2 separate regions of the Homo sapiens genome follow, and region 2 is linked to region 1. A link is a loop called in an ENCODE intact Hi-C map of the cell type or tissue named here. Cell type or tissue: prostate gland. All regions are shown on one strand. Each heading gives the region's core, and the rest is flanking DNA. Links, peaks and the distances in the headings are about the cores only. Region 1 holds the start of NPW (neuropeptide W). Region 2 overlaps ECI1 (enoyl-CoA delta isomerase 1).

Region 1 (8,315 bases), core at 52-8,051:
CCTGCATCCTGGGGGCCAGTGGCTGGGAGACTCCCTGGCCTACCCACCGTGTTCGGCCTATCTGCACCGCGTCGGTTCCCACGCCCTGCTGCCATTCTTTCCCTTGGCCGGGCCGGCCCCCTCACTTGTGTCCCAGCCCACCCCAGGCCTGGACTGTGACTTTGCAGGGTGACAAAAGGATATGAGTCTCGAGGGTCCCTGCTACCCACCTCCTGACATGGGCTACACTCCACTGAATTATTTGGGCTCTAAGCTCTGGGTGTGCACAGGCGCTGCTCCACAGTGTCCACAGGCAGGCAGCAGGCCTCCCCTCCCCTGCCCACAGCCGTCCACGTCCCTCAGCCTCTACCTGAAGCACGAGTGTCCCTCCTTCCCCAACAGGACAGTCACCACCACAGTGAAATCATTTAGGCCTAAGTGCATTTTACCTGGAACAACCCTAGGGGACCGGCCACTTCACAGACCTGCAAACAGGCCTGGAGAGGGAAAAGACCCACGAAGCCTCCTCAGCTCCATTTGGGCCCAGGGATGTGAGATTCGGAGTCCATGCTATCTTCACCACCCAGCTCTTCCTCTGTCTCCAATATAGGAAGGTAGCTGAGTCCAGGCACAGCCCCAGTCTGCCCTCCTCCCCAGCCCAGCCAGGCCCCCTTGCACATACCTGGTTCCCAGGGGTCAGGCACAGCCAGCCCAGGCAATTCCCCATGTGAGCCGTAGAAGCAGGCTTGGCGCAGTCCTCCTCTCCCTCTCGTCTCTCCGGGGCCCTGGGCTGGGCTCCCCTGCCCCCACCCAAGCACAGGGCTCGCCTCTGGGCAGCCTCCTGGGCCATGGCCCCCTGGGTGCCCATATCCCGGCAGCTGCCCCTAAAAGCCACTTAGGCTGAGGCGCCGCGACTGCTCGCCACCCCAACCCCTGCAATTCCTGGGTAAGGCTGCTTCAGGCTCCCGCCCGGCCGGCCGCTTCCATCTCTCTGTCTGCATGTCCAGAGGCTGCCTGTCTGGCCTGTGGCTGGCCTCCCTGGACACAGCCTGGTGCTGCCACCCTTGGAGTCTGTGAAGATGGCTGTGGGCAGTGTGACCCACCACCACGCACCCCACATACCACACCTGTTTGGGCTTAGGGGGTCATCCCACACCAACCAGGTCCACCCAAAACCTGGCAGGCTGTAGCTTCCTGGCCACACTAGAGTCGAGGGAGGTGGCTGGATGGGAGACTCCAGCAGCCCCAGGTCCCCTGGGTAAGGGGGCTTGCAGACCTTACCCGCCCTGGGTGGGGCAGACGCCTGATCAGCCTTGGGCATACACCATCCTTCCCTGGCCCAGGACTCAGCTGATTCCTACTCCCAGTGACTGAAGATGGGCTGAGGGGCCGGAGCAGTGGCTCACGCCTGTAATCCCAACACTCTGGGAGGCCGAGGTGGGTGGATCACCTGAGGTCAGGAGTTCGAGACCAGCCTGGCCAATGTGGCGAAACCCCGTCTCTACTGAAAATACAAAAAAAATTAGCCAGGCGTGGTGGTGGGCATCTGTAATCCCAGCTACTGGGGAGGTTGAGGCAGGAGAATCGCTTGAACCCAGGAGGCGGAGGTTGCAGTGAGCTGAGATTGCGTCACTGCACTCCAGCCTGGGCAACAGAGCTAGACACCATCTCAAAAACAATAAATAAATAATTTAAAAACAAATAAAAAAAAAAAGATGGGATGGAGAACAGCATGGCAGAGGGAGGGGCCACAAGGGACATGAGGTCACAACCAGGGCCAGGAACCAAGGAAATATCACCGGACACACTGCTGCTACAGAGTTAACAAAAGAGTCCCCAAAGCCATGAAGGAGCTGAGGAGGGTAACAGAGTAGCAAAGGGCCGGGCAACAAAGGAAGTGGGCCTAGCAAAGCAGGGAGCAGGAGGAATGAGGCAGCCAGAGAGGAACCAGAGGTCACGATTTCAGAGGAGGTGCAGAGTCAGTGAGAGGGGACAGTGAGTCCAGGGGCCTGGAGGAACAGGCGAGGAAGGGTGACCTAGAAGCTCTCGGGGGCAAACCCTCCCAGGCCTCTTCTCCAGCCAGCCTCCGGAAGCTCTCAGCCCTGGTCCGAGGCTGACCTTGGCCCGTATGGGTGCTGCGCTGGAGGCAGAGAAAGGCGAAGGGAAGCACCTGGGCAAAGGTGTTCAGGGGCCGCAAAGTGCTTGGTGTCTCGAAGAAAGGGCTAGGGAGGTGGGCGGGAGGGAGTAGGGTCAGCATCGAGAGGAGGGTGGACTTTATTTTCCTGGTTCTGTGGGGTGCAGATGGGGTGTGGGTGACGTGGGCTCCCCGGGCCCCAGCAGGAGGGAAGAAAGTCAAGGCAGAGGCAATCAGAGGCTTGGGAGATCCCCCAACTCTCCACCCAACCCCCTTAACCCACGCCTGCCAGCATGCTACCCAGGCGTGGGTCCTATCCAGCAGAGGGAGAGCAGGTCTCAGCCGTTCCCCTGGGCTGTCGGTGGGGGGTCCACCGGGGTGGGGGCCGCCCGTGCACTCCTGTTTTGGCAGGACCTTTCCTTCGGGCCTTGAACCCGCATCCCTCCAGCAAGGTCCCAGCGATCTCAGGGAGCCCGAGCCTGGACCTGGACCGGGGCTCCGGGGTGTGGCCGTGGCCTGGGGCCCTGTCTGGGGGTGGGGCCACTATTCCGACTCCCGGTAATGGTCCAGAGCTGCTCAGGCAGGCGGGGCTTCCTAATGGACATTAATGGCCCTTCAAGCATAACCAGACCGCGCCTAGGGCCTCTTCCCTCAGGCTGCACCATGCCTCTCTTTACATTCTGAAACTGGAGCAGGCGGAGCCAGCGCGACAGAAGGAGGTGACCAACAGAGACCCACAGACCAGACAGAGAGAGAAGGCCGGGGGACTGCGACGACCCAAGAGTGGGGAGAGGCAGGAAACCGCTGCCGCCGACGGGGCGACCCCGCCCACCCGTCGTGGCCCCGCCCACTGCGGCTCTAGCCCCGCCCGTTGCTGGAGGCGCGAGTCGGACGCTACCGCCCGGAACAGTAGCCGCGCAGCGCCACCTGGCCGGAACTGGTGGCATTGCATCGTGCGAGGAGTTGCCCCAGGATCCTGCCCATCTGGCTTCCTTCCACTCGATCCAGTCCTGTGGGGTGGGGACTGGGGTGAGGCTGGCGCCCTAGGCCTGGTTGCGCTGCAGGGGAATAAGGGTGTGGAGTGGGGGAGGCAGAGAAGCCTCTCATGGGCTCTGTCTCCCCATCTTGGACCAGGCAAGCACCAGGGAACATCACTGAACGCCCCCCCGCCAGCCCCGCGAGAACAGAGCTTTGAGCACCTTGGCCTGCGCAAGGGGAGGCCAGAGCTGAAGCAGCCCCAGGAAGAACATTTAACCCAGCCTGGGGCCCTGGAGTCCTCCTTCGGCGGGGGAGGTCCCGGGCTGTCCTGGAATCTGCAGTCTGGAGCAGGCGGTGGGGAAGGGGGAGGAGGCAGTGGGAGGGGCGGTGAGAGCAGACAGAGCCAGCCCTGCCAGAGCACGGGTATCGTCCCATAGGCAGTGGGGAGCCCTTGAGGCGTGGTGTGGTGGTGACGAGGTCAGGACATCCATGTTCTTAGAGGTCAGGTTCAGTGAGGAACAGGGGCAGGAGTGGGAAGGAATGAGCTCGCAGGAGAATGAGTTGCCCTGTGAGGTGTGTGACCACCTCTTCACCCAGCACAGAGCCGGAGGGAGGGCTAGATGGAACCAAGGGCTCCATAAGAATTGGCTGTTGGCCGGGCGCGGTGGCTCACGCCTGTAATCCCAGTACTTTGGGAGGCCAAGGCGGGCGGATCACGAGGTCAGGAGATCGAGACCATCTTGGCCAACATGGTGAAACCCCGTCTCTACTAAAAATACAAAAATTAGCTGGGCGTGGTGGTGGGCGCCTGTAGTCCCAGCTACTCGGGAGGCTGAGGCAGGAGAATGGTGTGAACCCGGGAGGCGGAGCTTGCAGTGAGCGGAGATCATGCCACTGCACTCCAGCCTGGGCAACAGTGCAAGACTCTGTCTCAAAAAAAAAAAAAACAAAAATTAGCTGGGCGTGGTAGTGGGCACCTGTAATCCCAGCTACTGGGGAGGCTGAGGTGGGAGAATCATCTGAGCCGGGGAGGCAGAGAGGCGGAGGTTGCAGTGAGCCGAGATAGTGCCTCTTCAGCATGGGCTGGAGACTCCGTCTCAAAAAAAAAAAAAAAAAAAAGAAAAGAAAAAGAATTGAAGGGGTGGAGATAAAAAGCACCCACATTTGGGAGACAGACACACCTTGGAGATGGAAAGGACCTACCAGTGAGGGGAGGGGGGCTTCTAGAAGTGGGGGTGGGGAGCTGGTTCCACAGAGGCATCCTGGAGCCAGGCCCAGGACCACCTCTCCCCCAATGCTTGCTGGGTGGCCCCAAGGGGGGACCCTGCCACATGGCCACAGGAGGGCTCCAAGGGTGGGCTGCATCAGGGCATGTGACCTTGGTGGTTTGGGGTCCAGGACAGTCATTGGAGTCCCAGGGAAGATTAGAGAGGGTTGAAGAGGCAGCGGGAGGGAGGAGGGGCCCAGACCCTTGGGAAGGGAACTGGAGGGGGCCTGGTGGATGGAGGTCCTCGGTGTTCAAGATGGCAGGGCACATTTATGTGGGGGGGCTGGAGCCAGTGACCAGAAGTGCATGCAGAGGGGGATAAAAGGCAGAGAAGCAGGCCGGGTGCGGTGGCTCACACCTGTAATCCCAGCACTTTGGGAGGCTGAGGCGGGCGGATCACGAGGTCAGGTGATCGAGACCATCGTGGCTAACATGGTGAAACCCCGTCTCAACTAAAAATACAAAAAATTAGCTGGGCGAGGTGACGGGCGCCTGTAGTCCCAGCTACTCGGGAGGCTGAGGCAGGAGAATGGCGTGAAACCGGGAGGCGGAGCTTTCAGTGAGCCGAGATTGCGCCACTGCACTCCAGCCTGGGCGACATAGCCAGACTCCGTCTCAAAAAAAAAAAAAAAGGCAGAGGAGCAGCCAGGGGCAGTGGCTCATGCCTGTAATCCCAGCACTTTGGGAGGGAGGCTGAGGTGGGCGGATCACCTGAGGTCAGGAGTTCAAGACCAGCACGTCCAACATGGTGAAACCCTGTCTCTACAAAAATACAAAAATTAGCTGGGCATCATGGTGGGTGCCTGTAATCCCAGCTACTCAGGAGGCTGAGGCGGGAGAATCGCTTGAACCTGGGAAGTGGAGGTTGCAGTAACCCGAGATCGCGCCATTGCACTCCAGCCTGGACAACAAAGAGAGACTGCATCTCAAAAAAAAAAAAAAAAAAAAGCAAGAAGCAAGGTGGGGCTCAGGTGGAGGGGCCCCTCCTCCCGGGGCATGACCCAGAAGAAGGGGACCAGGGGTTCTTAATCAATCTGCGGAAGCCTTTGGCTAAGGGAGGGAGGGGGTGCCGGGAGATCCAGGTTTGAAATGAATGCTGAGTGCCCGGCGCTTCCCCTGGTCGGCGAGGGAGGGGCCCCTGACATTTGCCAGGGCGTGGGCGCGCCTGTCTGCGCCCTGAGCTAGACGGCAAAGTACACAAGCAGACGAAGGGGTCGCATGCGGGGGCGCAGGAGTCAGGCGGATTTTATTGACCGGACGGCAGGCGGGGTCTATGAGCGGCTCCTGGAAGCGCGCGGCCACTCCTCCTGGGTCAGGCGCGGAGGCGCCACGGGCGGGCGGGGGACGCTGTCAGAACGGTCCGGGGGCCAGGCAGGGCAGGCCAAGGCGGTTTGCTGCGGGGTCCACCGCTGGGCGGGAGACGTCTCTCCGAAGTCTCTAACGAGAACACAGCAAGGCCGTGGGGAGGAGGCTGTGGCCCTCCAACCACCGCCCCCGGGTGCCAGGGTCGAGCCTGCCCAGGGAAAGCTCTTCTGGGCGCGGAGCAGGGAATGGAAGGGCCCGAGGGTGCCCCCTGAACGCGCGGCTCCGTGCTCCGGCTCAGACCTCCCGAGACCCCCTTGCCCGCGGCGGTCCAGGCCTCTCCCCTCTCACGTACCTGGCCAGCTCCGCTGAAGTCCAGGGACTCCGGTTCCAGCGCAGGCTCTGGGGCGCGCGGGCTCCGGGGCGCACGGACGGGGATCCCTGCCTGGGAGCTCCTGCGTCGCGTCTCCCACAGCTCCTGAACCCACGAGGGCAGCAGGAGAGGAGCCTCGCGGGCTGCGGGTTCGGGGGAGAGGGTGTCCCTGGCCAGGGGCCCGGCGGCCGCGCGCAGCGCGCGGCGCCACAGATAGGGTGAGCGACGCAGCCCCATGAGCAGGCCAGCGGCGCGGCCCACCGTGTGGTAGCGGGGACTCGCCACGTGCTTGTACCACGCGCCGGAGGGCAGCGGCAGCAGGAGCAGAAGCAGCAGCAGTGCCAGCCGCGGCCGGCTCGCGGGAGCCCCCCGCTCCCCTGGGCGCCACGCCAGGGCGCTCGCGTCGACGGCCGCCCGGCGGGGCGGGCCACGAACCGGCTCGGCTGGGTTTGGGCGCGCAGTGGAGTTGGGACGCCCAGGTACCGGAGCGCAGGAGGCTGGAGGCGAGCCGTGGGTCCCCTGCAGGCCCAGCTATAACCGCTCGGTGGCCCCGCCTCGTTCCGCCCCCTCAGTACCGCTGGGCTCCCCAGATGGGGGGAGGGACGGAGGGAGGAGAGGGAACCCTGGCAGCTGGCGGGGGACGTGGGTACTTGAGCACCTCACTGAGTGGGCCGCTGGCTGGAACTGGGCTCGAGGCTCCTCTGAGGGGACACGTCCCATTCTCTGCCTGCTCAGCCTCCTCCCTCTAGGAGTGGAAGTGCCAGGGAGTGGGTACTGGGAACACTGATGAGGGAGTAGGGCTGAGGGATGCCCCTTTAGCCAGACTCCTGCCGGTGGGACGACAGCAGAGCGAAGGCCCAGGTGCAGGCAGAGCTACAGTGGCTATTGCAGGAGGGCTGTCGGGGGCCTTCAGCACCATTCAAGACCCCTCTGGGTGAGTCCCCCCAAGAGTTGTCCCTTGTCCTTGCCTAGCATAGCTCCCAAAGCTGTCCCCACACCCTGTCCTGTCCACTGCCACCCCCAGCTTCTCCCCACCAACCCATCTCCCCGCAGAAGCCTTAGAAGCCTCATGTTGGCAACACCAAGCCATCCGTGGGGTCTGCAGTTCTGTGAGGCTTCCAGGAGAAAAAGTCAGCCCCTCCTGGAACCTCTACCCCTGGAGGGGCAGGACAAGGCCTTGCAGACCTCCAGCGCCTCCTCTCTGGTGATGGTCCCCCAAGACCACTTTATCCAGCCAGTCTCAATTTTTGCCTAAACCAACAGCCTGTGGCTTTGCCTGCCTCTGTGCGTCTGTGCCTAACACCTACTCATCCTTCAAGACTCCACTTAAATGGCCCAGATCCTTGGCCGGGCGCGGTGGCTCACACCTGTAATCCCAGCACTTTGGGAGGCCGAGGCGGGCGGATCACCTAAGGTCATGAATTCAAGACCAGCCTGGCCAACGTGGTGAAACCCCATCTCTACGAAAAACACAAAAAATTAGCTGGGTATGGTGGCAGGCACCTGTAATCCCAGCTACTTGAGAAGCTAAGGCAGGAGAATCGCTTGAACCCGGGAGGCGGAGGTTGCAGCGAGCCAAGATTGCATCATTGCACTCCAGCCTGGGCAACAAGAGCGAAACTGCATCTTTTTTTTTTTTTTTGAGACGGATTCTGGCTCTGTTGCCCAGGCTGGAGTGCAGTGGCGCGATCTCGGCTCACTGCAAGCTCCGCCTCCTAGGTTCACGCCATTTTCCTGCCTCAGCCTCCCGAGTAGCTGAGACTACAGGTGCCCGCCACTACGCCCGGCTAATTTTTTGTATTTTTAGTAGAGACGGGGTTTCACCACGTTAGCCAGGATGGTCTTGATCTCCTGACCTTGTGACTTGTGATCCGCCCGCCTCGGCCTCCCAAAGTGCTGGGATTATAGGCGTGAGCCACTGTGCCCGGCCGAAACTGCATCTTAAAAAAAAAAAAAGGCGCAGGGCCAGACAGTCCCTCAGAATTTCCCTCTGTGGCCATCTGGGCTTAACAACCCCCTCCCAGAGGGCAGAGCCTGACACAGTCTTTCCTGACCTCCCAGCAAGGGTGAATCCAGCCCTCCCTCAGCAACCATGTCAGTCATGGGGCAGCCCCTGGGTCCCAGACACCAGGGATCTCGTTTTGGGTCATCATGAACTATCTCATCTTGACCTCCAGACAATGTCATGAGTGGAACTATTATTGACTCCACTCACCAACGAGTAAACTGAGGCCCAGGGAGAACTGACCTGCCCCAGATCATGTTGGGTAAATGGTGGAGGT
Region 2 (8,315 bases), core at 246-8,245, 220 kb before region 1:
TGACAACCACATGGATGAACCTTGAACACATGATACTAAGTGGACAAAGCCGACAACAAAGCCCGGCGGTATCCCAGTGATATGGAATATGGCTGGAGCAGGAAAACCGCAGACACAGAACGCAGACTGGCGGCTTCCAGGGGCTAGGGGTGGGATGAGGAGCAACTGCTCATGGGGACAGGGATTCCTTTTGGGACAATGAAAAGGTTCTGGAACTAGGCAGCGGCGATAGTTGCACAACACAGTCAGTATACTGAATTGTGTAAGTGCCTGACTTGTTTACTTAAAAATGGCTAATTTAGGCTGGGCACAGTGGCTCATACCTATAATCACATCACTTTGGGAGGCCGAGGCAGGAGGATCACCTGAGGTCAGAAGTTCATGACCAGCCTGGCCAACCTGGTGAAACCCCGTCTCTACTAAAAATGCAAAAATTAGCCAGGCATGGTGGTGTGTCCTGTAATCCCAGCTTCTCAGGAGGCTGAGGCAGAAGAATGGCTTGAACCCAGGAGGCAGAGGTTGCAGTGAGCCGAGATAGCGCTGCTGCACTCCAGCCTGGGCAACAGAGCGAGGCTCTTGTCTCAAAAAAAAAATAAAGATAGAAAATGGTTAATTTGGCCGGGCATGGTGGCTCACACCTGTAATCCCAGCACTTTGGGAGGCCGAGGCGAGGTGTTCACGAAGTCAAGAGATCGAGACCATCCTGGCCAACCAACATGGTGAAACCCCATCTCTACTAAAAATACAAAAATTAGCTGGGCATAGTGGCGCATACCTGTAGTCCCAGCTACTCAGGAGGCTGAGGCAGGAGAATCGCTTGAACCCGGGAGGTGGACGTTGTAGTGAGCTGAGATCGCGCCACTGCACTCCAGCCTGGGCGACGAGCGAGACTCTGTCTCAGAAAAAAATGATAGAGAGAGAAAGAGAGAATGGTTGATTTAAAAAGCATGCAGTTTATATAGAATAAATAAAATTGTTAATTTATGTTATATCGATCTTACTTCAATGTAAAAAACCAAGGGCTCACTCCTGTAATCTAGCACTTTGGGAGCCTGAGGCAGAAGGACCACTTAAGCTCAGGAGTTCAAGACCAGCCTGGGCAACAAAATAAGACCTCGTCTGTACTAAAAAATAAAAAAGATTAACTGGGTGTGGTGGCGCTTGCCTATAATCCCAGCTACTCAGCAGGCTGAGTTGGGAGGATCGCTGGAGCCCAGGAGGTCAAAGCTGCAGTAACCAGAGATCACACCCCTGCACTCCTAGGTGATAGAGTGAGACCCTGTCTCAAAAATAATAATAATAAAAAAATAACCCCCAGGCCGGGCGCTGTGGCTTACGCCTGTAATCCTGGCACTTTGGGAGGCCGAGGCGAGCGGATCACCTGAGGTTGGGAGTTCAAGACCAGCCTGACCAGCATGGAGAAAACCCCGTCCCTACTAAAAATACAAAATTAGCTGGATGTAGCGGCACGCACCTGTAATCCTAGCTACTCGGGAGGCTGAGGCAGTCGAATCGCTTGAACCCAAGAGGCAGAGGTTGCGGTGAGCCAAGATCGCTCCATTGCACTTGAACCTGGGCAACAAGAGCAAAACTCCGTCTCAAAAAAGTAAATAAAAATAGGACCAGGCGCGGGGGCTCACGCCTGTAATCCCAGCACTTTGGGAGGCCGACGTGGGCAGATCGCGAGGTCAAGAGATCGAGCCCATCCTGGCTAACACGGTGAAACCCTGTCTCTACTTAAAAGAAAAAAATTATCCGGGCGTGGTGGTGGGCACCTGTAGTCCCAGCTACTCAGGAGGCTGAGGCAGGAGAATGGTGTGAACCCGGAAGGCAGAGCTTGCAGTGAGCTGAGATCGCGCCACTGCACTCCAGCCTGGGTGACAGAGCGAGACTCTGTCTCTAAATAAATAAATTAATAAATAAAACCCCCAAAATGCACAGCTATCATGGCTTAGTTGAGGGTGCAGGCTGGTCAGGCTGCTTTTCCAGTGCCAGGTGTGAGCTTTCTCTTCTCATTCTTTAAATTAGGGGTCGCTGTGATGAAATTCAAGAACCCCCCAGTGAACAGCCTGAGCCTGGAGTTTCTGACGGAGCTGGTCATCAGCCTGGAGAAGCTGGAGAATGACAAGAGCTTCCGCGGTGTCATTCTGACCTCGGTAGGTGCTAGTTCAGCTCCCTACCCCAGCCCGAGTTCTTGGCCTGAGTTCTCTGATGTGAGCCCAGGCCTGTTGCACATGGAAGAGGCAGAGCCTGCCAACGTGTGGCACAGGCCAGCCGGCAGCCCCACCACCCTGGACTCCAGGCGCCTTCACGGGAGGCTTCCAGGAGCACCGTCTGGGTGTGCCCCAGCAGGGACCCAAACTGCCATGGGCCTCAAGCAGATCATTCCCAAAGGTGAAGGTGGACCAGTCTCAGAGACAGCCTTCCCAGGAGACAGCTTTCCCAAGAGACGCCCTTCCCGGGAGACAGCCTTCCCAAGAGGCAGCCCTCCTGGGAGACCGCCTTCCTGGGAGACAGCCTTCCCTGCCCGGGCCGTCGTCCAGGCGGACACTGGGGAGAGCTGTGGGCAGCGAGTGAGGGAGAGCCATGCATCTATGGGGTCACCTTGGACCCTAAGCACACCTGGTGGTGGGTTCCTGGAGTGCTCCCCACTAGGATCACTTGGGTGCCCTGAGCCAGTCCTGCGAACAATACCCATGCTCTCTGATCCTCTGTGGGCCAGTCTTCAGGGCGAGTTCTCAAGGGTGAACCTCTTTGGTCTGAGTTCTTGTGCAGGGGACTCTAAATGTTGCCTGAGTGCTGGCGAACGCTAGGCGTGTCATCTGTGGGAACGGTGTCATTACCAACATCGCCGAGGGGCAGTAAGCAGTGTCAGGCCCAGGAGGATGGGACCCTTGAGGAGAAGCGGGCATTGGCTGAGGTGAGGGGAGTGAGGGGTCCTCGGAGGCTGGCGTGGCTTTACAGGGCCTGGCCTAGAACTCCTGACCTCAAGTGATCTGCCCACCTCGGCCTCCCAAAGTGCTGGCCACGTCCAGCCTTATATATTTATTGAGACAGAATCTCCCTCTCTTGCCCAGGCTGGAGTACAGTGACGTGATCTTGGCTTACTACAACCTCCGCCTCCTGGGTTCAAGCGATTCTTGAATCTTGAAAATTTTTAAAATTTTTGGGAGAGACAGTGCCTTTATTGCCCACGTTGGTCTTGAACTCCTGGGCTCAAGCACTCCTCCCACCTCGGCTCCCCAGTGTGCTAGGATTACAGGTGCGAGCCATTGCACCTGGTTAATTTTTTTGCTTAATTTTTACTTTTTTGTACAGGCGGGGTCTTGCTATGTTGCCCAGGCTGGTCTTGAACTCCTGGCCTCAAGCAGTTCTCCAATCTTGGCCTCCCAAAGCTCTGGGATTACAGGCATGAGCCACCACGCCAGGCCTGGGTTTTGAGTAACGGAAGTAGAACGCGTTTTGTAGAAACAAAGGACCGGCCTACCCATTCTGTGCGGCACCAGCTCACACCTGTTTGGGAACAGCGGAGCTGCGTTGCCCACCCGCACCGTTCCTGGCTTTTTCACATCGCCTGAGGATGTGGAGGCCATCCCATCTGTCCCAGCCGCCTCCTCCTCGCACACATTAGGTGGCTGTCGCCCTCCTTCCTGCAGACAGGGCGGGGTAAACATCCACCCAGCTCTGCTTGTGTGAGTCAGGGTGAGCTGGGTTCAGCTGCAGGAACAAGTTCACCCACAGCCTTGGGGGGTCTGGCCCTCGGGAGGAAAACGTGCCGTGTTGTGCAGAGGGGAAGGTACCCTTGTCATTTGCTCAGGGGGCTGTGACCATGCAGGGTCCCCAGGGTGGGTTCTCCACTCCTCCCCGAGCCCGCCTCCCTGGCCGGCAGCCCTGACTGGGAGTCTGAGGCTCCTGTGCTGGCGCCCGCTACTCCAGCCGTGGGAGGGTCCCTTCCACCTGTGCTCACCCCTCGCCCTTCCTTGGTAGCTGCTGAGAAACCCACACATTCCAGATCATTCTCCCACCCTAGCACTTCCTGGTCCACACGGGGGTCCCTGGCTTGCTTGGCCCTTTGCGGGTAAATGATTCAGAACGTGCAGCTCCTCTGGATTCTCAGGAGTCTTCACCACACCTCTGGGTTCTTCTGCCCGAGCCAGGCGTGCAGAGCCAGAGGGCCGGCGCACTTATGTCCCTGAGAGGTGCCTGGCGCTGCCTGTCCTCTCCTATCCAGTTTGAAGCGGGAAAGGGAAGAATGTTCTGGGAAGTACAGGGAAGCCAGGTCCAGGAGAAGCCTTGGCCGAGTCCCTGGAGCGCCTAGTCCTGGCTCTGTGGGGCAGCACCCACACCCTGAGCGTGACCTGGCCCTGCTGTGCGTCGTGCACCTGGGCTCCCCAGCCCTCCTGCTGTGATGCCAGCTGGGAGGTGGACTCTGATGGGCATGTGGCCCCGGCTCCCCCTGCAGGACCGCCCGGGTGTCTTCTCGGCCGGCCTGGACCTGACGGAGATGTGTGGGAGGAGCCCCGCCCACTACGCTGGGTACTGGAAGGCCGTTCAGGAGCTGTGGCTGCGGTTGTACCAGTCCAACCTGGTGCTGGTCTCCGCCATCAACGTGAGTGTCCCCACTCCCAGGTGGCCTCGCTGGCTGTTCTGGGCCAGCGCCAGGGGGTGGGACAGACACTGTCCTGCCCTTGGAATCTCTCACAGGGGAAGGGGACGGTTGGAGAGGCCCTGAGATGTGCACAGGTGAGCGCCATCGCAGACCACGGGGCGTGTTGAGAAAGGTGGGCCTCGGGTGAGGGCCCTGGCCTGGGTCAATCAGACAAGACCCAGAAAAGAGCCAGTGGGTAGGGACCAGGGCCTGGGGTTGATGCCAGCCTGGGTGGAGGCTGTGTGGGTGAGTGGGTGATCGGACCCACATTTTGGAAACATCACTCCATCCCTTCTGGGGGAAGGCCAGGGAAGCCGAGAACAACACGGGGGCTTAACCTCAGGAACCAGGGTGTCCTGCGGGGTGGCTGTGACAAGCCGGGTGTGGGCCGGAGCCTGGTGGAGGGGAGGGCTGGTGTGAGAGGAAGCCTCAAGGGTGCACGGCCATGCAGACAGGATGGGTCCTGCGCGGGGCAGTGGGTACCTGCAGTGACCACAGGGTGAGTGTGGGGTTCCCAGGACATCCTGGTTGCGCTAGCTGCTGGGGTGGTATCGGGGCCCCCTTGGGGCATGACAGTTATGACTAAATGCTTGTGTGGCATTTTAGCATTGAGTAAAAGCACTGAGAGGACAAGCGACTTGCTCCCCTAACTGAATGGTTTTTAAAAGTGATTTATCTGTTGCCGAAGAACTAATGACCCTCGGCTGAGGACGAGCCTCAGACCCTCCTTGCCGAGCGCTAAGGGGCCAGTTCCTTCCTCATCCATTTCCCAGTGCACACCCAGCCCAGCCCAGACCATTGTGGGTGTTGAACCCTGCGGGGGTCGGGGTGCGCCAAGGGCACAGGCCCTCCTTCCTTGGACCTGGCCCTCTGGAATGTGGTTGGGACCAGCAGCACCTAAGAGCCCTGTCCGGCCTCTCCCTGCAGGGAGCCTGCCCCGCTGGAGGCTGCCTGGTGGCCCTGACCTGTGACTACCGCATCCTGGCGGACAACCCCAGGTACTGCATAGGACTCAATGAGACCCAGCTGGGCATCATCGCCCCTTTCTGGTAAGGCCCTGGGCTGCAGCCACGCTCCATGCTTGTTGTGGAGGGAACAGACCCGCCTGGGGCCATGTGGTGAGTGGGTGTCTGCATTTCCAGGTTGAAAGACACCCTGGAGAACACCATCGGGCACCGGGCGGCGGAGCGTGCCCTGCAGCTGGGGCTGCTCTTCCCGCCGGCGGAGGCCCTGCAGGTGGGCATAGTGGACCAGGTGGTCCCGGAGGAGCAGGTGCAGAGCACTGCGCTGTCAGCGATAGCCCAGTGGATGGCCATTCCAGGTGAGGCACGGGGCATGGCGGGCGCCCGATGATGCTGGGGAGACCAGAAGGTTCTCCACCCAAAGGTTTTCTGTGGACATCGTGACTTCGGGAGACTGTTGATAATCACAGCCATGTGGGTGTCAGGAGGCTGCTGTAACAACGCAGCACAGACCGGGTGGCCCAGACCGCAGAAGCTCATCTCACGGTGCTGGAGACCAGAGGTGCAAAATCAAAGTGTGGGCAGGACTGCACTTCCTCCCTGCGTTCCAGGGAGGCTCCTTCCTGCCCCGCCCACTTCTGCTGGCTCCAGGCCTCCCTGGGCTTGTGGGCGCCTCGCTCTAATCTCTGCCTCCATCCTTACGCAGCTTTCTCCCCTGTGTTTCTGTGGGTCTCAGGTCTCTCTCTCCCTTCTCAGGACACCTGCCATGTGATTTAGGACCTACCTTAAATCCAAGATGATCCCAACTTAATTACATCTGCAGAGACTCTTTCCAAATAAGGTCACACTTCCAAGTTCCAGAGCAGTGGTTAGGGCTTGGACCTATCTTTTGGGGCACACTTTTCAACCTACTACAAAGACAATTGTCCACTTCATAGAAAAAGAGCTGGTCATATCAGCGATGGTATAGACCAGGGCCCAGCAAATTCTGTCTCTAAAGGGCCAGGTGGCTTGTGGGCTCTGTAGGTAAGACCTTTGTAGCAGAAAGCAGCCACAGAGGAGACGTAAACTGACAGGTATAGCTGTGTTCCGGCAAAGCTTTATGGACAGTGGGCCAGGTGCGGTGGCTCACGCCTGTAATCTCAGCACTTTGGGAGGCTGAGGCAGGCAGATCACTTGAGATCAGGAGTTCAAGACCAGCCTGGCCAACATGGTGAAACCCCATCTCTACTAAAAATACAGAAATGGGCCAGGCGCGGTGGCTCACACCTGTAATCCCAACATTTTAAGAGGCCGAGGCGGGCGGATCACAAGGTCAGGAGATCAAGACCATCCTGGCTAACACGGTGAAACCCTGTCTCTACTAAAAATACAAAAATTAGCCAGGTGTGGCGGCGGGCGCCTGTAGTCCCAGCTACTCGAGAGGCTGAGGCAGGAGGATGGCGTGAACCCGGGAGGCGGAGCTTGCAGTGAGCTGAGATCGCACCACTGTACTCTAGCCTGAGCAACAGAGAGCAGGACTCTGTCTCAAAAAAAAAAAAAAAAAATGAGCCGGGCGTGATGGCACGTGCCTGTAATTCCAGCTACTGGGAGGTTGAGGCAGGAGAATCGCTTGAACTTGGGAGGCAGAGGTTGCAGTGAGCCAAGATCATGCCATTGTACCCCAGCCTGGGTGACAGAGTGAGACTCTGTCTCAAAAACAACAAAAAAAATTTTATGGACACTGAAATTTGAGTTTCACATAATTTTCACATGTCACAAAATACTAACCTTCTTTTGATTTTCAACTATTCAAAAATGTAAAAACCAGCCCGGCACAGTGGCTGAAGCCTGTAATCCCAGCACTTTGAGAGGCCAAGGTGGGCGGATCACCTGAGGTCAGGAGTTTTAGACCAGCCTGGCCAACATGGCAAAACCCCGTCTCTACTAAAAATACAAAAATTAGCCGGGTGTGGGGGCAGGTACCTGTAATCCCAGCTACTTGGGAAGGCTGAGGCCGGAGAATCACTTGAACCTGGGAGGCGGAGGTTGCAGTGAGCCAAGATCATGCTACTGCGCTCCAGCCAGGACGACAGAGTGAGACTCCTCTCAAAAAAAGTAAAAACTATTCATAGCTTCAGGGCCTTGAGAAGCCAGATTTGCCAACCCTGATACAAATGACTGAAGGCTGTGCTGCCATTTCCTGTGCTGTAAGACAGTATTTAATATAGTGCCATGGAAATTTTTTTATTTTTATTTTATTTATTTTTTTTGAGATGGAGTCTCCCTCTTGCTCAGGCTGGAGTGCAGTGGTGCGATCTCAGCTCACTGCAACCTCCACCTCCTGGGTTCGTGCCATTCTCCTGCCTCAGCCTCCTGCGTCGTGGAAATATTCTTCATAATATAGTTGAGTGAAAATGACACGTTAAGTCGCTGGGCGCGGTGGCTCACACCTGCAATCCCGGCACTTTGGGAGGCCAAGGAGGGTGGATCACCTGAGGTCAGGAGTTCGAGATCAGCCTGACCAACATGGTGAAACCCCTTCTCTACTAAAAATACAAAAATTAGCCGGGCATGGTAATGCTCCTGTAATCCCAGCTACTCAGGAGGCTGAGGCAGGAGAAGTGCTTGAACTTGGGAGGCGGAGGTTGCAGTGAGCCAAGGTCACGCCACTGTAGTCCAGCCTGGGTGGCAGAGACAGACTCCATCTCAAAAATAAATAAATA

The links. A loop is a pair of places that touch in the nucleus more often than their neighbours do. Peaks named below come from ENCODE experiments on the same cell type or tissue, not always from the same donor. Only the 100,000 strongest peaks of a DNase experiment are listed, where the experiment ranks them.
Region 2: it touches region 1 in a loop (2.6-fold over the local background); 12 of 110 quality-filtered maps call a loop at or near these places.

The regions. Positions count from the first base shown.
Region 1 is chr16:2,018,013-2,026,327 of GRCh38, reverse strand. NPW (neuropeptide W) reads right to left here and starts at 6,543. Exons shown (of 2, transcript NM_001099456.3): 1 at 6,016-6,543; 2 at 5,573-5,795. The coding sequence starts at 6,426. The coding sequence ends at 5,709. RefSeq lists silencers at 2,852-3,031, 5,506-5,800 and a cis regulatory region at 2,031-3,720. In prostate gland, for the core only: a CTCF peak has its summit at 3,057; a DNase peak (open chromatin) is centred at 2,987; H3K4me3 peaks cover 1,213 bases; H3K27ac peaks cover 1,471 bases; H3K27me3 peaks cover 394 bases.
Region 2 is chr16:2,240,700-2,249,014 of GRCh38, reverse strand. ECI1 (enoyl-CoA delta isomerase 1) reads left to right here. Exons shown (of 7, transcript NM_001919.4): 3 at 2,029-2,156; 4 at 4,463-4,609; 5 at 5,576-5,697; 6 at 5,791-5,969. It overlaps ECI1-AS1 (ECI1 antisense RNA 1), which reads right to left. Exons shown (of 2, transcript NR_186393.1): 1 at 7,925-8,315; 2 at 7,197-7,380. Among named protein-coding and RNA genes, the nearest start is that of ECI1-AS1, 4.3 kb to the right of the region's middle. In prostate gland, for the core only: no CTCF peak of the experiment used is centred there; a DNase peak (open chromatin) is centred at 4,513.